Regions from separate parts of the Homo sapiens genome. Here region 1 is linked to region 2. The links are chromatin contacts, found by Hi-C or POLR2A ChIA-PET in ENCODE. All regions are on one chromosome and are shown on one strand. The core of a region is the stretch at or near the end of the contact, and the rest is flanking DNA. Distances in the headings are between cores, read along the strand shown.

Evidence for each region. A loop is a pair of places that touch in the nucleus more often than their neighbours do. ChIA-PET counts read pairs that join two places held with the same protein, here RNA polymerase II (POLR2A). Pooled maps may share reads with other maps.
Region 1: a loop to region 2 is called in a pooled map, with 2.2 times the contacts of the local background. The contact joins the enhancer-like site here to the promoter of GDPD1 in region 2. A Hi-C loop is called at or near these places in 1 of 37 single-sample maps with no recorded cell type and 1 of 50 pooled maps. POLR2A ChIA-PET finds 5 or more read pairs at or near these places in 2 of 52 experiments (AG04450 and GM12878).

Annotation. Positions count from the first base shown.
Region 1 is chr17:59,752,753-59,757,238 of GRCh38, forward strand. The region is part of intron 5 of VMP1 (vacuole membrane protein 1); the gene reads left to right. Among named protein-coding and RNA genes, the nearest start is that of VMP1, 47 kb to the left of the region's middle. RefSeq lists enhancers at 1,458-2,657, 1,501-2,343. Within about 2 kb of position 1,924, at least 10 of the 41 ENCODE cell types and tissues checked have a DNase peak (open chromatin) inside an H3K27ac peak, as active enhancers do.
Region 2 is chr17:59,217,483-59,221,951 of GRCh38, forward strand. It overlaps GDPD1 (glycerophosphodiester phosphodiesterase domain containing 1), which reads left to right and starts at 3,029. Exons shown (of 10, transcript NM_182569.4): 1 at 3,029-3,269. The coding sequence starts at 3,128. RefSeq lists an enhancer at 3,055-3,605.

The DNA.
Region 1 (4,486 bases), core at 674-3,173, 530 kb after region 2:
TGTAGGATGAACAGGTCTAAAGATCTAAGGTACCACTGTTGTAAAATTACAATGGATTAGGGATTTTTGTTAAGTAGATTTTTAGCTGTTCTTATTTTTAAAAAGTAACTATGTAAGATGATAAACATGTTAATTTGCTTTACTATAGTATAACCATTTTGTTATCTGTATGTATACTATAACAACATATTGTAAGCCTCAATTATGCACAATAAAATTTATTTCTAAAAAGCTTAGGCCAGGTGCAGTGGCTCGCACCTGTATTCCCAGCACTTTGGGAGGCCAAGGCAGGAGGATCACTTGAGGCCGGGAGTTCAAGACCATACCAGCCTGGGCAACCTAGTGGGACCCCGTCTCTACGAAAAAAATTTTTTAATTAGCCAGGTGTAGTGGCATGCTCCTGTAGTCCCAGCTACTCAGGTGGAGGTTGAGGCCAAGGTTGGAAAATCACTTGAGCCCAGGGAGGTTATGATCGCGCCACTGCACTCTAGCCTGGGCGACAGAATGAGACCCTGTCTCAAGAAAAAAAAAAAAGTTTAGATGTTGTACACAATTAGGAGAAGTGATGGGGTTATTTCATTAGCCACCTTGTAATTATTTCCCACTAATAGAAATATGATTCATAATTCTGTAATTAACCAGGTTAACAAAAACAGGAACTTTGGTACTTGATTATGAGAAATGTATTCTGGACATGCTCCTTATATGCATGTACATTATGATTCATCAAGTTACAAGACAAAAAGATGATTAAAGAACCATTTGTAAACTGTATGTAACATTAAGGATTTATAAAGCCTGTTCTTAATAGCAAAGGAGTCCATGGGCTACAATTTACTCTCCTATATAATGTGATGTATGTACAATTTTTGACACTAGGTGGAGCAGTTTCCTGGCAAAAGACTTCACAAAGCCCCATATCCCTTTCAGTTAAGCCCAGCTTCTAGACAAAGAACTGTAAAGAGAAGAAAAACGATCGACAATCATTTTATAATTTAAAAACATACCCAAATATTTAGCTATAAGTAGAAGGCTGAATATATTTTACAATTTTTCTGTTTGCCATATATTTTAACCATTGGATTTTCTCATGTTTAAAGTGTTAGTTTTACTTTCTAGAAGCAGTTTGGAAGTAGAAAAGTTGGGAACTATTCAGTTACATTGTAGAATAGATCAGGTTTTATTAGAAGCTGTAACATCAAGGTGTTATCCTTTGAATGATATCTGTGAGCCATTTTGTTTCATATGACCATTTTTATAGAAAAAAAGTACTTTTTGTTATAAATTAGATACAAAGAAAATTGTGAGATACGTGCCCCTGTGTAAGATTCAGAGCCTGTTTCTGCTTTAAAGTTTGGGATTATTTCATTATTAAAATATGTGTTAAAAATTGTACATTTACCCTGAAGTACAGGTCAATTGATGACTAAAAAGAAAACAAAAAAAATTATACATTTAAAAAATCTGACATCTTAATTGCTTTTTCATATTTATGACCTCCTCTGTATATGGCACCCTAAGGAGGAAGTACTGTATAGTATTCTGCACTTTTTAAAAGCTGTTTTTTCCTTAGTATAGACATTTCTGATACTTTTTGACTCTTGGCTATTGCTAAAAGTAAATATTATTTGGAAAACTGCATTCATATGGGTTGAAATAAAATAGTGAAATAGTTTCAGTAAGTGAAATATTGTAGTAGTTAATACCATAAAGTGGAATCATTCTTTTTTTAAAAAATTGTTAGCCAGCTTCTTCCCTATCAATTCAGCTTGACTTCTGACTATTGCTTTATTGCTCATTTGTCTATCCTCCTTTTAAGACAAAAAAGAAATTACCAAAAGTTAAGGCTGTGGTGTGACTTGATACCAGATGCTTATAACTATGGCTATAAGCATGCAGTGACTCAGTGCTGTTTCAGGAAGACCAACAGACCCTTCTTAGAAAAAAATCTATTTGCCTTTTGTTTGATGAAGGCATGAAAGCTCTTCTCCCTGTCTTTCCCTAAGGAATGACTCATATATTAACTCTGCTGAGCATCACCACATCAAAAGAAGAAACCAAGGTCTTCAGGACATCAGGCTGGGTTTTTGCCAAGGAAAAGGGGTATGCACAGACTGGGTAACTTCCTGCCCTTAAGTTTATTAATGTATGCTTAAATGAAAGCCAAGAAAATTTAGTTTAGCTTAAATTTGTTGTTGAGCATACATTTTAAACAATTTATACTAGCCCCCCCCGCCCTTTTTTAACAGCTCTCATAAATATGTAGTTCATTTCTCTTGAATACTTAAGTCAACTGTATGATCAAAAGTTGCTTGGGTCTAGAGAACAAAGGTGAAACATGCCTTCTTTTTCTTTTTCTTTTTCTTTTTTTTTTAGACGGAGACTCACTCTGTCTCCCAGGCTGGAGTGCAATGGCGCGATCTTGGCTCACGGCAAACTCCATCTCCCACGTTCAAGCGATTCTCCTGCCTCACCCTCCCGAATAGTTGGGACTACAAGCATGCGCCACCACACCCGGCTAATTTTTTGTATTTTTAGTAGAGACAGGAGTTTCACAATGTTGGCCAGGCTGGTCTCGAACTCCTGACCTCAAGTGATCTGCCCGCCTCAGCCTCCCAAACTGCTGGGATTACAGGCGTGAGCCACCACACCTGGCCAAACATGCCTTTTAATATGGATTAATTCAATATAATAAAAATAGCTTCAAAGACAGTACCTTATAACTTGGAGCATGAACTAATACTATAGAGTTCATATTTCTTTTGTTTTGGCCAGCAATTTTATATTTGCACTTTTATAGTATAATCTCATATTTCTACCCTGTGACCTAGGTAACAAGCATTATTAGGCTTTTTGTTAAACAAAGGAAGAGATAGAAGTTACCAACAGTAATTTACCAACAGATTTAGAAAACTGAAATCCACATTAATGCATGCCCCGGTTACTGCTTTTTGACAGTTTGTTTCTTTGTTTTTTGTTTTGGTTTTTGGTTTTTTTTTTTTTTGAGACAGGGTCTTGCTCTGTCGCTCAGGCTGGAGTGCAGTGGCATGATCATAGCTCACTGCAACCTTGAACTCCTGGGCTCGAGTGGTCCTCCCATCTCAGCCTCCCAAGTAGCTGGGACTACAGGCATATGCCACCACACTGGGCTAATATTTTTTCTTAGTAGAGACGGAATCTCACTGTGTTGTCCGAGCTAGTCTCGAACTCCTGGGCTCAAGTGATCCTGCTGCCTCGGCCTCTCAAAGTGTTAGGATTTCAAGCATGAGACACTGTTCCCAGCCTGTACTGCATTTTGTAGAGACCAGAGGCATAACTTGGGACCTTCTTCACAAAAAGAATATAAACACTGGTTAAACTTGTCAGTGCCCATTGGGAATCGATATTTTACACTCTAGCCTTCTAGAATTATTTGCTGTAGACCATAACCTTGTTTTCTGACTCTAATGAGAAAAACAATGATTAAAAAAATTCTGAAGAGAATTCCTGTGTTTGCAAAAGGGTTTCTGAAGTCCCCTGAAAGAAAACAAAGGTTTTGCAAGTCATACAAACAACCATTTTTCATCTTTTTTTGTTTATTTATCACCCAGATATTCCTAATGAATCACATTCCAGACTAACCACTGACTGCTTTTGTTCCTTAGTGAAGAAGTATGGCAAATAAATGTTTTCCCAGTGAATCAGCACAGGATTCTTGATTTTATTACCTTTGCCCTAAACTTTCCAGACAAAACTAATTGGAAATTTTGCCTTTGGGATCTCACTTGACTTCTGTGTATAGATGATGGATTAGGCTATGAATTGACATTACAGATGTTGTCCAAACAACTCCAGTCTTTAGGAATGTTTTATCAGTTCTGAGGGAGCCGTCTAGAGTGGAAGAATGTCTGTCTGTCTGTTTTGTCTGCTTGCCTTCCTTAAAAATACTCATACACACACAACACACATTCTGCACTCTTAATGTGATGTTGTAGTCTTCATCTCGGTTGATAAGTATACTTGCCTGAATTAGGCTAATAATTAATATGAACATTTTAGGTCTTTCGTTTTTAAAAGATATCTCTGTAAGACAGGACCCTAAAGTAAACCCAACAGTATTCTGTCTCTGGTCTTTTGGATGGTATACTGTTTTTCTTGATGAAACATAGACATGAGTATAACCTTTTCAGTCCTTTAAATGCTACAAAGTGTGTGAAGAAGGTACAATTATAGTAAATCATGAGCCGCTGTAGTATAAATCCAGAAAACTTGAAAAGTTCAAAATCCAGAAAATGTTTTACTTAATATTAAGCAGCAGTGTACATACTGATTTATCATTTTACTAATATGATTTTTTCACAAATTCAAGTATGAATATATTCACCCCTTTCTTACTATGACCCTAATTAGTGTTTGTGGCACAAGGATTTCTTTCTCTGGGCTTAACATAGATACTATATTATTATCAGAAAACTACTTAAAACTCTTCACTACCAGATTAGGATGG
Region 2 (4,469 bases), core at 1,779-4,278:
AAAAAAAAGTAAATGCTCCTCTTTCTTCTCTCGCCTTCATTAAAAGAAAATTATATAAAATAATAAAAGAATTCAGAACTCTGACTTTGAATTCATACTTTTCCTGTTGTTCTGTCTTCTTAGAAAATATAAGAATGAACCTGTAATCCCAGGACTTTGGGAGGCCAAGGTGGGCAGATCACTTGAGGTCAGGAGTTCAAGACCAGTCTGGCCAACATGGTGAAACCCCATCTCTACTAAAAGTACAAAATTAGCCGGGCCCAGTGACTCATGCCTGTAATCCCAGCACTTTGGGAGGCCGAGGCAGGTGGATCATCTGAGGTCGGGAGTTCGAGACCAGCCTGACCAACATGGCGAAACCCTGTCTCTACTATTAGCCGGGCCAGGTGATGCATGCCTGTAATCCCAGCTACTCGGGAGGCTGAGGCAGAAGAATCGCTGGAACCCGGGAGGCAGAGGTTGTGGTGAGCTGAAATCGTGCCATTGCACTCCAGCCTAGACAACAAGAGCGAAACTCCTTTTCAAAAAGAAAAGAAAAGAAAAGAAAAATATACACACACACAATATTAGCCAGGCGCGGTGGTGCGCATCTGTAGCCCCAGCTACTCAGGAGGCTGAGGCAGGAGAATCACTTGAACCCCCGGGGAGGCAGAGGATGCAGTGAGCCGAGATGGCACTGCTGAACTCCAGCCTGGACCACAGAGTGAGACTCTGTCTAAAAAAAAAAAAAAAGCGGTTAGAATTTGAGGTTTATATATAATCTAAAATTTACGGGTGGGAAGGGGTAGGGGGTACTTCCAGAAGAACAAATGACTTCTTAGAAGCTGGGGAGAAAGCACTTTTTGGAAAAAGAAATGATTTTTTGGAAACATAAATGTGTCCTTAGGAGAATACCCATGAGATGTCATACTTTTGTGACAATGTCTCTCATCTCTGACAGGATTAGAATTGTTCCCAGGGAGGAGATTTATGACAGTTAAGTTCTTCTGGGAGCCTTTGATTTTAGGTTGATAAGGGATTCCAGGAACTTAAATGCCTTCAGCTCAATATATATATATTTTTTAAGAGACAGAGTCTTGCTCTGTCGCCCAGGCTGGGGTGCCGTGGCATGATCTTGGCTCACTGCAAGCTCCGCCTCCCAGGTTCAAGCCATTCTCCTGCCTCAGCCTCCCTAGTAGCTGGGACTACAGGCATGCACCACTATGCCTGGCTTATTTTTGTATTTTTAGTAGATACGGGGTTTCACCATGATGGCCAGGCTAGTCTCGAACTCCCGACCTCAGGTGATCTGCCTGTCTCAGCCTCCCAAAGTGCTGGGATTACAGGCGTGAGCCACCATGCCCAGCCTCAAAATAATTTTTATGCCACAGTGGTTTATTCTAGACGCTTCCATAGTCATCAGGTGATATTTTGAAAAATAGAACTATGTGCGTCAGTTGATCTACAGGAAATAGTTTAACAGCCCTAAACAGAACACATGATTTTTTAACCTGTAAGTTTCCTCAGAATGTTGCTCTGTTGCCCAGGCTGGAGTGCAGTGGCACCATCAAGGCTCACTTCAACCTCGACTAAAGGAATTTTTTTTTTTTTTTTTTTTTTTTTTTTTTTTTTTTTTTTTGAGACGGAGTCTCGCTCTGTCACCCAGGCTGGAGTGCAGTGGCGCCTTCTCGGCTCATTGCAACCTCTGCCTCCCGGGTCCAAGAGATTCTCCTGCCTCGGCCTCCTGAGTAGCTGGGATCACAGGCACACGCCACCACCCCTGGCAAATTTTTGTATTTTTAGTAGAGATGGAATTTCGCCATGTTGGCCAGGCTCCTGACTTCAAATGATCTGCCCGCCTCAGCCTCCCAAAGTGCTGGGATTACAGGCTTGAGCCACCGTGCCCAGCCACCCCCTATTTTCTTCTAATTTTCTTTTTATAGTTGAGATAGGGTCTTGCTCTGTCGCCCAGGCTGGGGTGCAGTGGTGCAGTCATAGCTCACTGCAGCCTCGATTTTCCAGGCTCAAGCAATACTCCCACTTCAGCCTCCCAAGTAGCGTGACTACAGGTGCACGCCACCACGCCGGGCTTATTTTGTTTTATTTTTTGTAGAGATGGGGTTTCGCCATGTTGCCCAGGCTGGTCTCGAACTCCCGGGCTCAAGCGATCCACCCTTCCTTCCCGGCCTCCCTAAGTGCTGGGATTACAGGCGTGGGCCACCGCGCCCGGCTGAATCAGGATTTTAAATATTCACTCTGCTTTTCTAGTCCTGTGGGAGATATGGTCTTCTCCGTAAAATTTCTCCCTCAGTCCTGGGTGATTTATTTCTTTTGCATTGAAGTGTGTGGCTTTTCGTGTGTTAGCAGTTTGTAATTTGTCGGGTAAAAGGAAAACTAGTAGGGCCTTCTGGAACTTAGTTATCTGTCTTTCTAGGACTTTTAGGTAATACCTTATAACCTTAACAAAGTTTCCTTATTTTATACGGACTTGTAAGTCAACAAATACTTCTACAGTGCCTATTGTGTACAAAGAATGAGGATTGCACTTTCACAATGAAATGAGGGAGGACAGGGGCCGATCTCTCAGATATTTGACTGATAAACCAGTACCTTTTCTAGTATATGCGACCATAGGGGAAATTCTCTCTAGGCTAGATAAACGGAGGAGTTTATTTAGTGTTTTAGCAAGCTTTATCGCCTCCATAGGTACAAATTATTTGCATTTTCTAGAGCAAGGGATAAGACGCGCCCTGGAATCTTTCCTTTTTGATGTGGATTTTCCAATTAGGAAAGGCTGCCCGTGAATAGTCTTTTCTGCTTGAGTGATGGCCAACACACTGGCAGGTTTGCAAGCTTTCTCTTCATGAGGGTCCGTCCACAGAGCTAGGTGACAAACGCTCAGTCCAGGATCTCTGCAGGTTCCTACACGGGAGCCGGAGAGCGCCTGCGCGTCGGAGCCTCTTTGTTGCTGGGGCGCTGGGGTCCAGCTGCGCGTGCGCAGTAGGCCGGCACCGACAAGTGCGCTGCACCAGTGGCACCGGCTGGGGGCGAGCCGACCTCGAGCAGCCGCCGCCGCCGCCGTCGTTGCTACTGCCGCAGCGGAGTTCAGAGGGCCCGGAGGTGGGAGACTTCCCACACGGTGACTGAGATGTCGTCCACTGCGGCTTTTTACCTTCTCTCTACGCTAGGAGGATACTTGGTGACCTCATTCTTGTTGCTTAAATACCCGACCTTGCTGCACCAGAGAAAGAAGCAGCGATTCCTCAGTAAACACATCTCTCACCGCGGAGGTGAGAGGGGTCCCCAGAACCCGATGACGGAGGTGGGGGAGGCTGAGGGTCCTTTGCGGCTCCGCAAAAGGCAGCCGGGTGCCAATCCCTGAGAGTTTGAGGAAGAATGGGGTTGTGTGAATTGAGGGCTCTTCCGGAGGTGAAGGCTGTGTGAAGGGAAGGTCTCCTGAGGGGAGGGAAGGAGAGGGATTCCCGGTCAGAGCCACGGCGGGGGTCTCTCGAGGGCAGCAGTGTGAGGGGTTCTCTGAAACGGGAAAGACACGGTCGAGAATGAAGGGTAGGTGGAGCGTTTCTCGGCGGATGGAAGGATGATCGCAAGGTCCCTTCCTAGCAGCAAGACACAAAGGGGGAGCGCCGTGCAGAACCGAGGGTACCCCGCGGGGGGCACCGGGAGCACACTGCTCCGAGCGAGCTAGTGGCTGAGTGGATGGGAAGAGCCGAGGCGACGAGGAGGGCTGGGGATTTGCATGAAGCTGGACGAGCTGTAACCCCTTGTCTGCGGTGCTGGGGGCCCGTCCCACCCCCACGTTCCGAGCACTCATAATTGAGAAGAGAGGGAAACCGAGTCCCCCGAGCCAGGGACATTTCCCAAGGTCACAATTAGAGCTAGGGCTGAACTGAGACAGGAGCTACAGCGTCCTGGTCCTCAGGGCTGGAAACCTTGCATCTTTTTTTTTTTTTTTTTGAACACTGCAATAAATAAATAAATAAATAAATAAATAAATAAACACGCAAAGACACGTGGATTTTCAACAGACTAAAAATGATTTCGTTTAGGACAGGACAGTATTGTTTAAAGAAAACAAAAATAAGTTTCTTTTGGAAAAGTGTTTTGCTAAAAGGAGCCCAGGTAGTCCACCCTCTAATTTCCCAGATAACAGGCCAAATCTTTGCTTCTTCATTATTGTGTAATAATGTGTCTTCATTGCATTTCAACTATGATGTATAAAGTGCGGTGAAATTGGATTATTTTCAATCAATTTTAACTGTTCTTTAAGGCTGAATCTTAAACCGGTTTAAAATTTGCTTGAAATTTAATACACACTTGAAATGATAATTTCTAGGAGTTTACAGTCTAAAACTTGGTGTAGTACCATAATCACTTTACTAACAAGTATTGGCCAAGGAAAAAGGTTTTGAAATATAAATACGGAAGTACATTATCATTCTTCTATATAATTTTATTAGTTAAGCATAGTT